2 separate regions of the Mus musculus genome follow, and region 2 is linked to region 1. The links are chromatin contacts, found by Hi-C or POLR2A ChIA-PET in ENCODE. All regions are on one chromosome and are shown on one strand. The core of a region is the stretch at or near the end of the contact, and the rest is flanking DNA. Distances in the headings are between cores, read along the strand shown.

Region 1 (6,422 bases), core at 2,739-5,238:
AAAGTCATATTACTGTGTATGCAACTCAGAATTACAAAGCATCTTTAAAGCTACAAATATGACCATTCTCAATTATATATCCCAAGGCTAATGTTAAGCCTTGGTAAAACTTTTAGCTCACTGGAATATAAACAACAGAAGTTTCTATGAAACCAAAATGTTCATATAATTACATGTATTAATTTATACTTCTAACACTGTTTTTCTGACTTTTCTCATTTGAAATGTTCTATTTGCTTTTACATATTTTGTCACCTTTTCTTTTGTTTTTAAAACTGTTAATTATTGTAGCTTTTTTGCTCTTAAAAATCAGACAAAAATGCAAGGCAGAAGTTTTGACAAAAGGGTTATCATCATCATTATCATCATCATCCATTTTCCTCGGCAACAAAAGTCCCCTCAAGGTGCCTGAGAAATGGTCACATTTTCATGAGTTTTATAAAAAATAATTTTCTATTTGCAAAACAAAAGTGAAATAAAACATTCATAGAAGTTGATGATGTAATAATCTATGTTAAAAATAAATTTTGTGAAAATCCTACCATTTACAAACTGCACATAACAAAAGAAAAAAATGAGTATTTATTTCTCAAGTAAAATACCATCAATGAATTTTAAGGCAAAATAAAATTTGAGAGATCATTTGCAAGGGGGACAAAGTCTCTACGGTGTCAAAGGTAGAAAGCTCAAGGGCAAATGTGAATAAGTCAACAATAAGTTACCAGAGTGGATTAGCAGGACCTTCAGAGAATTCCATTTGTCTCCACAGAGGCTTTCCAAACACTCAAGGGAACAAAGTGTTGATCCTCCATTTCCTTAAAAACAATTCAGAAGCATATTGTTTCAGATAAAACTAGGAATATTTTTATATAAGCAATGTTACAATTTTGAAGACGTGAATTTTGTCAATAGGAGGCAGACAGATTGATGTTATTGTCAGAAGAAGTGATCAGGTACAGTAAGTAAGCAAACAAACAGCTAATCAGGGAACACAGAGAGTAAAGCTCACAATGTCTCAGTGTCATGATAGAAGTGATAAGGTACAGGACCTGAGACTGTAAATTGATATACACTTGCCAACATACAACATACAATGGCTTCTTCCACATGACACAACCTAACACACTAGTTGGAGGTTTTTGTTTTTTTTCTTAATGTAGGAACCTGGTTGTATAAAATATTTTAAATACCACTTACATCCTGTATACTTAATTCTCCTCTATAGAAGAGACATCATACAGGTGCTAACCTTCTAAACCAGGAGTGGGAAGTGAGAGGAACGCCAGTGCCATGCACGTGCATCTTGTTCCGCACGACGAGGCTTTAGCTTTACTCAGCACATGAGCCACAAGCTTAGTGATACATTCTTATAAAATCATACTATTTACAGTCTAAACACTGCAAGTAAATAAGTAAATGAGAGATGAATGTTGGCCTTCTTTTAATGAATAACAATACAAAAGTAGAAGAAATCCTTTGCACTTCTCTCCTTAAGGAATCAAAGGTGACACGTAATTGATATATCTGCAATGATGACAAAGTTGAATTCTCCAGGGTTTAAGTAAATATTCTACGATACTTCAAGTAACTGGTCCTTGTTTGTCTGTTTCCCGTAACTTGGTCCTAAGAGGCCAAGTATATATATACATCAGCTTCCTGATTTGTTTTCTTCACCAAACTACTTCATGAAATGACTCAGTTGCTCAGTTGGAAAAGATCTTAAGAGAACTTCCAGCAAATTCCAGTGTAAATTGTACTGAGGCAAAAAAAAAAAAAAAAAAAATCTTTAAAATAAGGTCTGGACTAGTTTCTCTGTAAGTCACAGGGGCTCAGAATCTCTTTTTGGACTTTTATCATTTTAAAAGCTAAGTTTCAGATCTTAAAGTTTTTAAAGGCCATGTGTACAGATAAACAGTTTATAAACTATAAACAAAGAAAAATTATTTTTCAATTATTATTTTTGTCCAGAGTCCTTTATAAGCACCCCCATGAAATGTGTACCAATTTTGGTCCCAGCAGGATCTGGAAAAACATGGTATTGAACTCCAAGAGGCAATTCCCTTTTCTTCAGCTTCTCGGACAACTGTTGCTTGTAAGCGAGCTCCTGCTTTTCATCAGCTGCTGTTATTGCAACCACATCCCAGAATTCTCCAGCTGCCACGGGTTTGCCTATTGGAAAAATAGCAAGGAACCTTCTTTTAATGCTATCAGTCATCTCACTTACAAGTTTGCCTATTTCAAAACAGGGGCTAACAAAGGATAATCATTACCATCTTCCATACTAAGAAGGGGATACAACCAGCCAATCAACCAACCAACCAACCAACAAACCAATCAACAAAACAAACAAGCAAACATTACCCTCTAAAAGCAAGTTTTGCGAACCAGGGCCCTTAATGTTGCTGGCTGAGAAATTTCAACTCAAGGATCCACTCCTTCCAGGTTTTTGTTTAGGAATGTGGTCTTTTGTTATTGTTGCTTATCATTTTTTTCTTTCCTTTTCTTTTGTGGTACTGGGAAATAACCACAGAGTCCTATGCTTGCCAGCTCTATCACTGAGCTATGTTCATAATCCTTCATTTATCTATTTAATTAATTTAGTATCTTACGTTTGACAGGGTTGAGACAGGCTAGTTCAAAGGTAGTAAGCTATTGCAAGTGATTGTTCACATTCAGTTACAGATTGAAGTTCTATTCTATACTTCCCCCCTTCTCACTAATGCACTTGACTAGAGATAGAGGAAGGCAAAGCCTACCTAACCCAGAACTCCTCTAATGTGCTTGAAATTGGTCCTGCGAGTTCACTTCAGGGTCTCTCTATCTTGGCAATGGGAGACCCAGAAGGCTGGACTTCTGCAGAATAAATACTCTTTGTGTTTACATACTGTTGGAATCTGGGGCATCATTCTTTGGTGACTCATTCTTCAGTGAATCATGGACTCTTCCACTACTTGACAGATTGGCTCTGAACTCATATTTATTTTCTATCTATCTACCACACGACCGATCGATCTACCTATTATCTATCTGTCTATCAATTATCATCGTCTATTTGTCTGTGCAATCCAGGTAGGTCTTGAACCTCGTTCCTACTGCCTTAGCGTCTCAAGTAGATGACAGTACAGACTTGCGACACCAGTCCTAGCTTCTAATATTTTTATTAACGATGATCAAACTACACTTTATATAAGCAATCAGAATACAACACAAACCCCAGGACTAAACTTCTCAATGAACTCATTAAATGACAAATTGCACTTTCAAGAATCAGTGGAACCCTCTAATCAGCAAAAATATTAATAAGGTTTTTAACAAGTTGAGAGAGAATGAGAGGGAGGGGAAAGATAAAGAGGGAGGGAGGGACTGAGATAAGAAGGAGGAATAGGTAGGAAAGGAGGGGGAAGGGGAGGGAGAAGGAGAGGAGAGAGACAGACATGTTAGCTTGGATTTAATAGTTCCAATCATTCTGGTATCCAAATATAAGACCGTACATTTTAGGCACTCATAAATATCAATTTTACCAGACAGCTGTACCCCAAACTTACATTATCAAATTTAAAGCCATGATTGCCTCCGTATTGGGGTTTACATTGGAATAAAGTGGAGTTAAGCAGCGGGGCTTGGGAAAAGAAAAGAAACAAGGTAACGACTACTGCAGACTCTAAGCAAAAGGTCTTCTACCACTGAGTTAAGCCAGTGTTACTTCCCGTTGGTAATTCTCTTACTGCTCCTTCCTGACATCTAAGTTTAGGCTCGCACAGAGAGGAGGAAAAGGGAAAAAGGGAAAAGTCTGGCTGGCCTGGCCAGGACGGAGCGGACAGGAAGGGGTATCGGACAGGAAGCTGCGCGGGGTCCTTGGGAAGGCGCTCTCCGTGCAGGGGGGCAGAGAACTCAGTTCCGCCTTGGTACCTCTCAGCTCAGAAAATCTGCGCAGTTTCCGCAGGGTGGCTTCGCGGAGAGACGCCATGGCCGACTTCCGGGAGCACACTTAGCACGCACGCGCACTCCAAACCCCGCCCCGCCCCGCCCCGCCCCGCCTCCTCCATGCTCTCCACGTCACCGCGGCCCTGGAAGCGCCCTGAGACTTGAAAAGCTAGGATGGCGTGAGCGTGCGCAAGCGGCGTTTCCTGGGCAACGATCTGTGGGGCAGATGGGCGGGCACCTAGCGGGGTCGGGTTGTGCGGAGCTCTGGGTTCCTGCCTTACCGTGTCTGACAACCCGCGGTGCGACCGAGAAGACCAACCCACCCACCATTAGTGGATCCACCACCCAGATGCTGAGGTGACCTGCCCGCACGGAGCTCCTATTCCTGTCAGAAGCCTCCCAGGGAGGCCAGGCCCCTGAACCAGAGAGAGGCTCGGCTCTGTGGGATGCTTTCTGGTGGGCCAGACTACTCTGCACCCTTCAGTTGTCCAACTTCCCAGGCCCAGTACTGAACTAGCGCCTTTAGCCAGCACTGCACACTCTGTTGTGTTCACTTGCTTCAAGGAGATTCAACCAAAGGTGCCAGATATTGGAAAGAACCAGTCTTACTTAATACACTTTCATAGAGTGGTTATATGTGTTTCTCTTGTAGAGTGCATAAGTTTATATCGAGTACTACAGGTTGATCTCTTTAATCTTTCACATAGTACATAGAGAGGAACGCTATTTGAGGAAGCCATTTCAGTCTGAAACCCAGAAATCTTACCACTACAATTTGACTTGAGAAGCTTCTCTTCTTTAAAATCTAACTCAGAATTCTGCATAGCAGCTCCCTATGAACTTTTAAGTTTCTGAGTAAGCTTAGTTTTTCACTTAAAGCCTTGACCTCAGCATTTAATTCTGTATTTAAAGTGGACACATTTGTGGGGAGGAGATAACTGTTTCACAATACACTCCGGCTGAAGGAAATTAAGAAAATACAGAAAGGCCCGATAGATAATAACAGCAATAGCAGTCAGAGCTTGTAATTTATAGTCTTGAGTGAACTGGAGTCATCCCAGGTTTTTGGTGACCTGCCTTATGTTTAAAGGGCACAGACACACTGAAGTATGTTGGTGGGTATGGCAAGAATATAAGCAGAGCTTTATTTGGAGTCTACTAAAGTAACACAAACAGGAAAGATTTGGTGGAAATTTAAAAGATAATAATGGGAGATGGAGAGAAATTGCTTAGATTATAGAAACACTTAACCAACAACACCTGTCCAATAAATAAGTGTGGATTGTGAGAGAAATTACTAAAAGATGCTGAAAGTGGATGACATGACATTTAAATGAGCTGAGGAAAGGTATGTATGGGGAAGCATAGTGAAGTCATAAGAGAAGACCTGTAATAATATTGGATATGTAGAATAAACTAGTGCAAATATAGTAGAAATTGTTGTGTGTCTGTGCATCATGTATGTGGTTCTGGAGATCAAGACAGGGCTGGCTAGACAATTTTGTGAGTTGTCAGAATGGAGAGGGAATTTATTTTCAACTACAGGAGGAGGTTGAGGTCCAAAGGGAATAATACAGGTCAAAAAGGCCTACATATTTGAGTACCTACCAAACATTCTTATAAGTGGAAAACAAATTAACCAAATTTAAATTTCTCATATAGTACTTCACACCCACCTTTCCATTCCATGCTGAAATGTGCTGTCTTGAGCTAGTGCAGGCCTTGGGTGCTGTTACAGCTGCTGTGAGTTCATGAGTGCAGCTGCCTGCTATGTCCAGAAAACAGTGTCCACCTCCTCCGGCACTTACCCTCTTTCTCCCTCCCTTTGACAGTGATCCCTACACTGTGTGTGTGTGTGTGTGTGTGTGTGTGTGTGTGTGTGTGTGTACCTTTCAGAAATTGAGCACTGCTTAGTTGTACTCTCTACACATTGACCAGTTATTAGTCTCTGTGTTAGTTGCCATATATTGCAAAAAGAAGAAAGAAAGAAAGAAAGAAAGAAAGAAACCTTTCTGATGAGGGTTGAGAGATGCACTAAACTATGGGTGTAGCTATAGATAATTGGGAGTTAGTTTAATATGCTATGTCTGTTCGGTAGATTAATAGTAGTAGTAGGTTCTCCAGTAGAACTTCATGACCTACCTGTCTGGCCACACATTTGTGATTCTAATAGCGGTGTTAGATATGGGCTCTATTTATGGAGGGTGACTTAAATTCTTAAATCAGAAAGTTGTTGGTTACCCCTCATGAAATTCTTCTCACTAGTATACCAGTAAGTGCATTTTACCAGGTCAGTCGTTAAAGCTTATATAAGTCCTGTTTCTACCTGAGGGGCTATGGACCATTCATAGCTGCTTGGAAAGGCTGAATCAATTTTCTTTAAGGCTGTGGCCTCTCTGGTAGGTCAACCATGCTTTAGTAGATGGCCCCACTCATGAGGATATTGGCAGCATACAATAGACCCAATGAACTTTAACAAAAGAAGAGAGATAAAACTC
Region 2 (6,422 bases), core at 2,434-4,933, 2.4 Mb after region 1:
TGCATGATAATTTATCAATCTATAATACAGTATAAGAATAACTTGCATGAATAATTCACCCTGAGTGTTTTACCACGATAGGTTGCATGTACCTAGGAGACAAGACAAAATTACCAATCAAAGCATTAAAACTTAAAAATGGGTAGTTGCATTTTTCTTTCATGCTAAGAGAAGCACAATCACTCTTTACCCTAGGAATATCCCATCCTGAAAAGCCATCTGTGGCCCTTAAACTCACCTGTTGAGGTTATTGGCATCATAATTTTAAGTTGTACTTATTCTATCTTAGACTCACTGAAGAGGAATTTTCTATTGACTTGACTCTCCTGGAAGCTTTAACTACAGTTGTTCCTTTATTACAATAACTGCATGCCATTTTACTAGCTCTGATCATAATCCCTAGTCTCATTGGTAACCACTGTACAAGAATAATTCTAAAATTATTAAACTGAACATAAATAGAATGATACAGACTTTTCTACTTTGTGTCTGGATTTCTCAGTTTAATGTGGGTGACCCTCATGGTGTTCAATGCAGTTTCAATGTCATTCTTACTATTGTATATTGCATTTTACTAAATGACTAGGTGGTTATCAGTTTGCTCTGGCTACTACTGACAAAGTCTGGAAACTTACAACTGGAAGCAACATGGGTAATGAAGTTATGAACTCTGTTGTACATACCTTCAATAGAAACATTTGCAGGGCTTAGGAAACACCCTGAGAAGTTTCAGGGTCATAATGTATGCATGCATTTGTTCAGATTTAGTGGGGTCTGACAAGTATTTTCCAAATATAAAAGGCTACTTGACTTGTTCTAGGGTTACATAAAGTTCACTGGATTAAAAATCCCATAAAATAAACCTATTTTAAGCTGAAAAAATGAATATACATAACTGACTGAGCATATTAGCTTTGTGACACAGTACACTATAGAGTATAGGTCCTTCACCCTCATGATAGCTCACTGTTACTATCCAGAATCTTAAGTATACCAATATCATTAGATTATGAAAAATTCATAATTCAAACTTTGAAATGCACTGGGTATCGTATTCACACTGTTATGAAATTAAAATAGCATAAATCAACCCACATGCAGATGAAGACACATTGCCTGCAATCAATAAGGACTCTGGCCACCCTATAGCACTCTTTGTTCACTTTGATGGGTGGGTCATAGTTTTATACATTATGGTTTTAATTTTACACTTCCCTGACTTGCAGCAACAGAGGACAGGACAGGACAGGTTCACTGCTATCTGTCTTTCTTCACTAACTGTATGGAAAACTTAGATAAAATACACCCTTATCTATGGGCAAACTACCAAAGAGAGCCAAAGCTTAGTAGGATGGGTATAGTATGGGTTTGTTGATAGTTGCTTTTTTTTTTCCGCTATTTTCTCTTGTAGCTAGCCAGGCAACTAGCTAGTAAATCTGTAGTAACAGCACAATTAATAATAATTGAATTAATTTAAAAACAATTTTTCCAACCGTATGAACTGGGGAAATGCACATCTGTGCGCTACCAGATTGTAAAGAAACACTTAAAATATTTCACAGCTCTCCTCCCACCCAGAGTGAAAGTATAGGAGAAACTATACTTTCATATAATGACAAGGAGAGGAAGTCTCTGTACTCTTACATGTGTGGAGGGGGATGGTGGGGGGTGGGGGTGGGAAACATCCCATACCTTTCTCTTTCCCTCATCACTTCACCCTGTGTTAGGGCCCTAGTCAAATGCTTTAGCTATGACAAGCTGCTAAAAATCCAAGGGAAACCTCGTATTTCTCACAAAAGGGCCAAGAAAAGGGAACACTGAAAGACAGACTACGTGAGAGGAATCTAAGAAAGAGATGGACAGAGAGGTATGTCCTCCAAATCTAGTCTGAACCCATACAAGTTCTGTGCTCAAGTATCAACCAAGCAAAGCAGGATGGATATGATTCATGTAATGAACTACAATTAAAAGTACTGCTAAGATACCAAAACAATTCACGTGTTTGTGTGAAGGACAGATAGCAAGATCAAGATAGCAGGGGATGGAGAGTTGGCTCAGTGGTTAAGAGCACTGACTGCTTTTCCAGAGGTCCAGAGTTTGACTCCCAGCACCCACATGCTGATTTCACAACCATCTGTAACTCTAGTTCCAGGGGATCCACACCTTCTCCTGGCCTCTGAGGGCACCCAGCATACATATGGTGCACAGACATACATGTAGACAAAACACCCACACACATAAAAGCACAGCTAATACTCAGCGGTGCCAACTGATATAGAACCATTACTCACACGCAAGACTGAGCCTGTGATGCCAACCCCAGGATTGCTTGCTAAAAGAAAATAAAAATTCCACATTACCCAAGATAAAAATCCAGGAAAAAATCAGTGATTATACAATATGAAATAACTGGGAAGGTGTGGACAATTATCAGAATAAAATACATCCAAGAGCTTTCAAGTGAGATGATCAAGATGAATATAAGTATCAAAAGTGTTAGACATTAAAACCAAAGCAGTTTAATGATTTTTTTTTCTCCTGGATAAGAGCTATATGCGAGAAATATAAATGCCAGAACCCGTGTGCACAAATGTTCACGAGAGTTGATCAACAATGCCAAAACATAGATTTGGGTGTTAACTGTAAGAATATTTGCAAGAATATTTGCATGGGGGAGGGGGGAGCTAGAGAGATGGCTCAGTGGTTAAGAGCAGTGATTGCTCTTCCAGAGGTCCTGAGTTCAGTTCTCAGCAACCACATGGTGGCTTACAACCATCTGTAATGGGATCGGATGCTCTCTTCTGGTGTGTCTGAAGACAGCTACAGTGTACTCCTATAAATAAAATAAATAATCTTTTAAAAAGAATACTTGAATGCACGTTGTGACAAAGTGCAGGGTTTGGGGCTTAACTGTCACAAGAAAGAATTGTGAATATGCATGACTGAAATAAAAGTGAGCTACATGCAACTAACTGCAAACTCAGAAACTACGCGGAACTAAAAGCAACCCTCTGTCACAGTAAATTGTACCATTTCTCACTTTAAAAAATAAGCATACAGTATATGAACTAAATCTTTTATAAAGAACGAGAATAAACCCAAAGGGCCAGTGTTAAATCTGGGGAAAGGTAGTGAGTTGGGGTCAGAATTGTATCAATACTATTTCCTATTTCTAAAACCTTGGGGTGGCTCCTCTGTGTACAGGGCTTATCTCTCACACATATTAAATATTTTTAAAGCTAAGTTTTTAAGCAACAGCCCAAGAAGGAGAGATATCTCCCTTCATTAATATGACTTTTCCATCCAAATACTAAGCAGCCTAACTACACAAGCCAGGTGGAGCTAAAAGTGAGACCCTATGTTCTCACAGGAAAAAAAGTTTATCTTTTTGACGTGGCCTACAGAAGCCTGACAGAGGTTCCAAGTGGTATGTATGAAACAGTAATGTCCGGGGCAACCTGGTTTAATCCTCAGTCTCTGTCCAAAAATAAAAATAAAGTATCTTCTCCAAAGACTCGAGCCTCCCACCTTATTGCTCGCCCCAGTAAACCCTAGGCAACGCGCAAGCCCGTGGGCTATCGAGCCGCGCCGAGTCACTTCCGCCTCTGCGCCCTAGCCCCGCCCCGGAAACGGAAGCGCCTTTCTCTAGGGTCCTTCGGCCTGCGGAGAACTCGGCTGCGATGGCCGCCGGGCCGGGCTGTCCTCACAACGCCTGCTCAGGAGCTCGGTAAGGCCGAAGCGAAGCAGAGCCTCAGGACGGGCTGCTGGCTCCTGGGCGTCGTCTCCGCACCGCTGCTCCAGGCTCGCGGTCCGGCGGTGTGAGTTCTCCCCCACCCCAGGGAAGGGCGGGTCCGGCGGCGCGAGGACAGCCCGGCGCGAGGCCCCCGCGGCTCCGGTGGGGACGTCGCTGCGGGCGGCACTGCTGCTGGCGTCCAAGATGTCGACCAAGAATTTCCGAGTCAGTGACGGGGACTGGATCTGCCCTGACAAGAAGTGAGCGTGGCGGGATACCGTGGGACCTGGGGTGGCCGGGAGGTCCCTGTGAGGGCGGCGACGGGGTCGCGGCCTTTGTGGGGACGGCGGGGCGGTCGCTGCCGGCCTTGAGCGGTCGCGGGCGGCCCGCACGTGACCCCGCGCGGAGCTGAGCTCACGGTTCAGTGGCCCTGCTCCGAGCTCTGCCGGGGCCGCTCGCTGTCCCTCCCTCCCTCCGTCCCTCGCTCCCTCCCTGCGGCCGCCGTGCTTTCGGGCCTGCGATCCGTCCCCAGTGACTTGGCTTTTCTCATCCTCCTGCCGAGAGGCAGGAGGCCTGGGCACGTACGTGGCCGGGAAGCCGGTGTGCTCCGCTTATGGCCACAGAGATCGTTCTGAATAGGTGTCCCTATTTTTAAAGAAAAGTGATGTACCAGCTCGTGTTCTTGGAAAGCCAGAGTCAGAGCTGAAGGAAACCCGGGTTTACTCTTCTGTCTACTGCAGAGCGTCTAGCCTGAAGTACCTTTGCTAGAAAATACATTGCTCGACTACAGTTAACACCGAAATAACATGGGCAGTGTGTGGAGAGCAAGGAAATGATGTCACTCAGATCCACTTGGTTGGTATCAGACTGATATCAGGCTAAGCATACCAAGTCAGCAGACTAGAACCGAGATCCTCTTGGACTGTCACTGCAGGAACTGTGTGACACTTTGGAACCCTTCAGAGATTAAGACACCAGCCTCTCTGCCTTCTGTGTGACTCGTAGAAAACTGTGCTCTTGTGTTCTTACTGAAAGCACCCATGTATATTTTGGGAGGACCCTTCATTCAAAGTCCTGTACACCTAAACTCGGCAGAAACTAAATGTTATTTGTACTGAATATGTAAATCAAGGAGACAGTTTTCAGAATATATTTTCAGTTTTACTTGGAACGTGTGTATTTTTTTTTAACAGAAAAAGGGACCTTAAAGTTGTCTGGAGCCATTCAGTTTAGTGTTACACTTCCTTTCACTATTTTATCTCATTCATTGTTTTTTAATAGGGTGGTGGATTCTTTGTCGTTACTTATTTAAGCTTTAAATTGGAGTATCTAACTGCTTTAACAAATACTAAAGTAGTGCAAGTGTGTGAAAACTTAACTAGTTAATGTCATAAGGTTACACTTTTTTCTGTTGGTTGTGGTTTTGTTTTCTGTTCTTTAGTTTTAGATTTGATAAATACTATAATACTCAAATTTCTTTACAATTTAATTCTGTCTTTAGTTAATATATCAGTCTTTTCCTTATCATCGCACTTCCTACCTCTCAAAGAATGTTTCATCAATTCTCTGGAGTCCTTCTGTAACTGTTCATTCCTGATGGATCCATCCCTAGGATTTTGTGATTAATCTTTTCCTTTTAGACAGAGTTTCTCTATGGAACTCACAGAGATCTGTTTGCCTCTAGCTCACAAGTGCTGTAATTAAAGGCTTGTGCCACCACTGCCCAGCTTGAATTTTATGCTTCTAAAACTCATCACATTTATTACTTGTAACAAACAAGATGAAAGTTGATATTCCTTTTTTTTTTTTTAACTCTCTCTGGTATCTTGTCTAATTGTTATAGAAGAGTCTGACACTTTGGAACAAGAGACTTTTATGTAACTAATGATATACACCAGTCTGAAGATAGCAAGGTTTGGGTCCCAAAGTGGTTCCCACAGTAACTGTAAGCACAAGGTTGAGATTTTTACCCAGCTTTTCCTTCTCCCTGCTGGTGCTTATATTAACATAATGGGATAAGCTTGTTCTGCGTTCCAGGGTGTAGTGAGGACAGTTTAAAATGTAAACAGTTTAAGTATCTAGGAATTACTACTCTAAGTGCATCTCACTTTATTTGCAGGTGTGGAAATGTAAACTTTGCTAGGAGAACCAGCTGTAACAGATGTGGTCGAGGTGAGCGCTGACAGATAATTCTCTTAATACTGTATATGCAGATCATTTCTTTATTTCCCAGGATTTATATCGAGTTCTTGTCTGTTTGCAGAAAAGACAACTGAGGCCAAGATGATGAAAGCTGGGGGAACAGAAATAGGAAAGACACTGGCAGAGAAGAGCCGGGGCTTATTTAGTGCCAATGATTGGCAATGCAAAACGTATGTGCTTCAGATTGCTGTCTGTTACTGCAACAACATGATGAACTCTTGCTAATTATGTGACAAGATGCTATGCCATATTGATCCAAACATTCATTGGTCTTAGGCTAACTATAGTAAAAGGGAAATTTTAAGTGGTATCTTTCAGGGGTGTTACCAGTTGTTGCTGTGGTAGTGTGTAATGAGCTGATAACCAAAGGTCTGGGGGACATTGAAGACCTTGTGGTCTACTTTTTGTTGCTGAATAATTGCATGATTTGGGGTTTTTGTTTTGATTCTACTTTTTGTCTCTTTTATAATATGAAAGCAACTTGAAA

Evidence for each region. A loop is a pair of places that touch in the nucleus more often than their neighbours do. ChIA-PET counts read pairs that join two places held with the same protein, here RNA polymerase II (POLR2A).
Region 2: a map of heart shows a loop between it and region 1 (7-fold over the local background). The contact joins the promoter of Zranb2 here to the promoter of Fpgt in region 1. A Hi-C loop is called at or near these places in 8 of 37 maps with a recorded cell type or tissue (Patski, T-helper 1 cell, T-helper 17 cell and 3 more). POLR2A ChIA-PET finds 5 or more read pairs at or near these places in 1 of 5 experiments (Patski).

The regions. Positions count from the first base shown.
Region 1 is chr3:155,089,390-155,095,811 of GRCm38, forward strand. It overlaps Fpgt (fucose-1-phosphate guanylyltransferase), which reads right to left and starts at 3,989. Exons shown (of 4, transcript NM_029330.2): 1 at 3,910-3,989; 2 at 2,002-2,169; 3 at 723-815. The coding sequence starts at 3,967. Lrriq3 (leucine-rich repeats and IQ motif containing 3) reads left to right here and starts at 4,045. Exons shown (of 8, transcript NM_028938.2): 1 at 4,045-4,281.
Region 2 is chr3:157,530,482-157,536,903 of GRCm38, forward strand. It overlaps Zranb2 (zinc finger, RAN-binding domain containing 2), which reads left to right and starts at 3,684. Exons shown (of 10, transcript NM_017381.3): 1 at 3,684-3,993; 2 at 5,853-5,905; 3 at 5,997-6,105. The coding sequence starts at 3,938. It overlaps 4930592C13Rik (RIKEN cDNA 4930592C13 gene), which reads right to left and starts at 3,609. Exons shown (of 2, transcript NR_152231.1): 1 at 3,529-3,609.